2 separate regions of the Homo sapiens genome follow, and region 2 is linked to region 1. Evidence: chromatin contacts called from ENCODE Hi-C data. All regions are on one chromosome and are shown on one strand. The core of a region is the stretch at or near the end of the contact, and the rest is flanking DNA. Distances in the headings are between cores, read along the strand shown. Region 1 overlaps LOC105372018 (a long non-coding RNA gene). Region 2 overlaps LOC124904265 (a long non-coding RNA gene).

The links. A loop is a pair of places that touch in the nucleus more often than their neighbours do. Pooled maps may share reads with other maps.
Region 2: a loop to region 1 is called in a map of PC-3, with 4 times the contacts of the local background. The contact joins two enhancer-like sites. A Hi-C loop is called at or near these places in 17 of 168 maps with a recorded cell type or tissue (CD8-positive, alpha-beta T cell, GM12878, PC-3 and 5 more) and 12 of 50 pooled maps.

The regions. Positions count from the first base shown.
Region 1 is chr18:22,249,306-22,252,005 of GRCh38, forward strand. The region is part of intron 1 of LOC105372018 (a long non-coding RNA gene); the gene reads right to left. Among named protein-coding and RNA genes, the nearest start is that of GATA6, 81 kb to the left of the region's middle. Within about 2 kb of position 1,451, at least 3 of the 41 ENCODE cell types and tissues checked have a DNase peak (open chromatin) inside an H3K27ac peak, as active enhancers do.
Region 2 is chr18:22,561,916-22,564,615 of GRCh38, forward strand. All of the region lies in intron 2 of LOC124904265 (a long non-coding RNA gene), which reads left to right. Among named protein-coding and RNA genes, the nearest start is that of CTAGE1, 150 kb to the left of the region's middle. Within about 2 kb of position 1,361, at least 5 of the 41 ENCODE cell types and tissues checked have a DNase peak (open chromatin) inside an H3K27ac peak, as active enhancers do.

The DNA of each region.
Region 1 (2,700 bases), core at 201-2,700:
GATCTTAACATACACACACATGCATGCATTCACACATACACATGCAGAGTATTTTAAAAAACAGAAATGGTATCATACTTCTTTTGTGTGATATCTTTTTCATTTTATTTTTTTTTTGAGACGGAGTCTTGCTCTGTTACCCAGGCTGGAGTGCAGTGGTACAATCTTGGCTCATCAGAACCTCCATCTCCTGGGTTCAGGCGATTCTCCTGCCTCAGCCTCCCGAGTAGCTGGGACTACAGGTGCCCGCCACCATGCCCAGCTAATTTTTGTATTTTTAGTAGAGATGGGGTTTCGCCATGTTGGCCAGGCTGGTCTTGAACTCCTGACCTCAGGTGATCTGCCCGCCTTGGCCTCCCAAAGTGCTGGGATTACAGGCGTGAGCCACTGTGCCCGGCCTTCTTTTTCATTTTAAATATATGACTGATATCTGTTTATTTCTGAAGATACAGATCTACCTTAGTCTTTCAATTTTATTTTTTATTAATAAAAATTAATTTACTATTTTTTTTGAATAGATAATACACATATAAGGTGCAAAATTTAAAATTTTATACAGGGTATAAAAGGGTACACAGTGAGAAGAACGTCTTCATCTATCTCTGAACCCCCAGCCACCAATTGTTCCTTTCAGACACAGCCACTATTACCATTTATGCCGTTATCTTCTAGATAGTTTACGCATTTACAAACATATATTTTTAAAAATTTACCTACAAAAATGATAGCATGTTATCCATACTGTTCTCTCTCCAGCTTTTGTTTTTTACACAAAGTAGACCTCAGCTATTTTTCATATCCATATGTATACAGATGCCTTATCTTTTTAAACAGCCACATGGTGTTGTATTCCCTAACACAGATATACTGTAATTTATATGGTCTGTTCATGAGCAGTTTTATGGGATTGGAGGGTATCAGCTGCGTAAATTCCTAGAATACAGAGACTGTCTGCCTCCCTGTTCCTTCATCGTGTCTTAGTCCACCCATTCTCTCACTCATTGATTTATTTACTTATTTGATCAATTTCAGAGCCCGTTATGTGTTGCACATCATTCTAAGCTCTTGACCAATTTAAACTGAATCTTTTAAAACCATAGTATCCTTTCGCAAATAGACAAAGACGTGCTGAGCTAGATGAGAATGTTAAGCATCTTCCTATTTGCCATGTTTTACCTGGACCACCCATAAGCTACCCCAATCAGCAGGGAGGGTGTAAAACCTCCAAAGAGGAACACATTCGAATGTCTCTGAGCCCCTGGCTTAATCGTCCAGCTGTCCTCTGGGGGCTCTGCTGTGCGGTTCCACCCAAACCCCGTCCCTCTGCCTCGCCTGTGACTGAGTTTGGCAGTGGCTGGGAAGCCAGTGGATCGTGTGCCAAGTTCCAGATGAGTAGGAGAGAGGTCTCATCCCAGCCAGCCGGTAGGTAAGTATTAGTCACACAGGGGCACAAACAAGTCTCTAAAACCACATTTAGCCAGCTGTGGCCAGCAGTGTCCCATGCTTGGCTGCCTACAGACACCTCTGCGCTACATTAAGAAAGAGTTACCACTTGTTGCGGCAACAAAGCCAGCTGCTGGGAATTAGGTGGTAAAGATCAGAGGAAGAGGGGGTGGCTGCAGGAGCTGAAAGGGAAGGCCGAGCCACTCCCTGCACAAATAGTTCCTTGTGCCTCTCCTCCAAATGGGAGTTGGCACCAGAAAAGGAGTTGGTTAAAAGGAAGGCGACTCTCCACACCCTGGCCACTTCGTCAATGAAAAGAGAGACCCACTGATGAGGGATGATCCTGGAGATGGAAACGGGCCCCAGTGGGAGAGGCCAGGATGAAGTAGAAGGACCACTGCAGATATCAAAACGCCCTTGGCAGGGTGCGGGGGCTCGACACTGTAATCCCAGCACTTTGGGAGGCCAAGGATCACTTGAGCTCAGGAGTTTGGGACCAGCCTGGGCAACAGAGTGAGACCCTGTCTCTAGAGAAAAACAACATCAACAAAATGTCCTAGATTCTCTCCGCTTGCACGTGAGATGGAAGAGGATTTTCTAATTTCTTGGCTCCAGCACTCATCTCAAAAAACACTAGATCAGAAATACTGTGCTGTGTTTCTCCCCAAAACCCTGGGCTTCAAGGGTGAAAGATTTATGTCTACCAACCTGAAGAATAAGTCTTCCTTTTCTTGCTTTGGGTGTGACTTTTAATTTAAATATCAGAATACAATCTTTCTTTAATTTCCAGTCTTTAGAAGTGAATTACTGTACTCCCTACAAAAAGGTTGCAGGAAATACTCTCAGAGTGGATAAATATTTCCAGAGCATCAACAGGATAAAGGCTGTGCTTTCACCTTGAAAGGCTTGTCCACAATTCTCACATTTTTCATTTATCCACTTATTTATTGGTTTAATAATCCATCAAGGAAACATTTATTTAGTGCTTATTATGTGCCGGGCTGAGCTCTCTTTATGCCTTATCTAGCTTCATCTCACTATAATTCCTCTAGAATGAAAGCTGCATGAGAGTAGGGACTTTTTGCTTCTTTCGTTCATTGTTTGTCTTCAGTAACTAAAATTGTGCATGGCACATAAATATGTGTTTGAAAAATGAATTAGGTAAGTTATATTATTATGGACCTTTTACAGTTGATAAAACAGAGCCTTACATAGATTATTAAGAAGCTTGCTTAATTAGGAAAAATAGCTAATGCA
Region 2 (2,700 bases), core at 111-2,610, 310 kb after region 1:
CCAGCAATGTAAACCCACTGAACCCAGGTCTGTCTGGCTCCCAAAGTTTTAGTCTATTATAAACACCGCCTGCTAAAAACACTAAACACAAAGGCAAGGAGAAACATCAACGAACATGCAAAAGAGAACCAGCCAAAGTCACCGACAGAGGAAACCAAAGAAAATCTGGTTTCTATGTTTATTTTAGTTTTAATTTTTATTTTTTTGAGACAGAGTCTCGCTGTTACCCAGGCTGGAGTGCAGTGGTGTGATCATGATTTCTATGTTTAAGCTGAAAGAAGTATCAAGAAGCATCACTCAAACACATCACTCAAAGAACGATGGCTTGTCTTATTTAAAATTATATCACTCATAGAACTATGGCTTGTCTTATTTAAAATTACGATAATTTTATACTAACCATGGATTATATATGCAACAGCTACGGAGGACTTACTATGTACATAGTTCACAGGAGCTTATGTTCGAGCCTGTTATAAAAGCTACTGTCTCTTAAAAAAAAAACAAAAATGAGTGCTCAGTATATTTGTCTAAGTAGTGAACAAAAGGTTTAACCGTACAGTAATGGAAACATTCTGGTTTCCCAAAACCTCTTCCTAAAGCTGAAACATTTTTGTGGAAAGTTAAGGAAAAGACCCAGAACTCTATGAAGGGCTGCCTAAATGACTACCCACAAAAGTAGCTGGGGAGAAATACAAATTAGAATACATCCAAACTATTCGAAAGCTACTGTGGTGTGTGCTTGGGCTTGAGCCTGCTGCCTAGGTGTTCATTAAGTGTTCATAATATTTCTTATGTCCATAATCCAAGATTCCAGACCCACATCCCAACCAAGACTCAGACCCGCCATCTTATCTCATGCATATTAGTTGGTATATATTGATACTACTTGTAATAATTATCCTAGAAAGACACAAAAACCTTCTAATAAAAGGTTCTATATTCCTCTATCTACTTTGCTATCAGAATTTTGCTCTAAGATTTATAATGAATAGCCCCCATTTTCAAGTTGGAAAAACCAAGTACCCCCTGAAAGTACTTACTGAAACTGTCCCAAAGATCCATAATAGTAATAGGAAAAAATCTCAGCATGTCCTTCTCCCAACTGTTAGAGATACTCACCTCCTATTTAATGTGATAGGAGGTGTTCCTTCTACTTACAAAAAATTCGTATATATATTTAATTTTTTCTTAACTAAGTCTGAAAAGGAGAGACAACCTAGGCCATAAGTATGGAAAAGATGTATAGTTTCCCTCTCTCCTTTTTATGGGCGACTCCAAAGTGAAAGTCCAACCACTTAGGCGGATGAGCTTCAAGAAACTCTTCTCAGGACTGTGGAATGTGCACTGTGTCTACAGTCATCCATCCCTAAGCATATGTGGTTGTCACCCTCTAGTGGATGATCTATGATAATAGTTGGCAGCCTCCTGTGGGGCACAAGCACGATATTATCCAAGACTCACCTATCTTTAAGACGTAAATGACAGATAAGACTGCACCACAACTCTTCAGTCTTGGACACATATTTCCTAGGAAAATGGGTGCGCACGTGCTGTTTATTCAGTCTGCCATTCCCTGCTTCTTTTGAGTCTGTGTTTGTGTTTCCTACTGGTGTCTGGCATTTTCAAGAACAATACACATTTCCTTGAGGCAGACTTCTCCTACCATTGAGATAGTCCTAGGCAATTGATTCCCAGATATTGTTTGTATCCAGACTGGTCTTGAAAGCTTTCTCTATCTGCAGGTCTACTGGGTGTACCCAACTATTTAGCTGGTAACCAGGCACTTGCCAGTAGAATGCCAGTTCTGTGTTGAACAATTTGATCTACCTAGGAAAGTTGTGGACGATAAATATTGTTTCCATGTTTGCCGCTGTGTAAGGAGCCTAAACATAGATTCTTAGAGACTCTGATAGAATTTTTAGAGGTGGAAATGATAGGGTTTGCATTACCTTAAATTTTCAAGACTCAACACCAAGCATTAGATTGGAAAATAGAACTTTTTACAAAAGCCCTCTAAAATGAAGTCTGGCTTTGAATTCATTAGTATTACTAGATTCAAAATATAATCACATGATTTTCTTCTCTCCATTTTATTAGGTAACTGAAGATTTACATCTGTAAATCTGGATGGGAACTGAATTCCTACATCATAGACAGTTTCAAGGAGGGAAGGATTATGTGTTCAGGAAATACTCTGCATTCTCAAAACTCTACATTGTTGGTGCTTAGATTTGCTCTGTGAGAACCTACTGAAATAAACCTTTTCTCTGGAAGACAAGTACAGTTTCCCGAAGATCTGTTTATTTGCCAGCAGAGGAGTTGAATATTTGAAGCCAAGCCACCTTGGTTCTAAATCTGTGGTTAAATGGAAATCAGAGCACTGAGATATGCGGTGCCCCTCCCCACTCTTACTCATTTGAAAGATGAAGAAACTGAGGCTTGGCAAGGTTGAGTGGAGTTCACATAGCTAGCTAACCACAGAGCTGGCACCAAACAGGAGCCCAGCTCTCCAACTCCTAGGCCCTTGCCTCTCAGGTGGAATTTTCTTAGTGATTAGGAGAAAATCAGTTCCCTAGCCCTGTTCACAAGAGTTTATATTCTGTTTGGTTAAAAAGCATTTTTCTTGTTGTAAGAAATAAGTAACATAAAATTTACCATTTTAACTTTTTTTTTTTTCCCCATAGAGTCTCGCTCTGT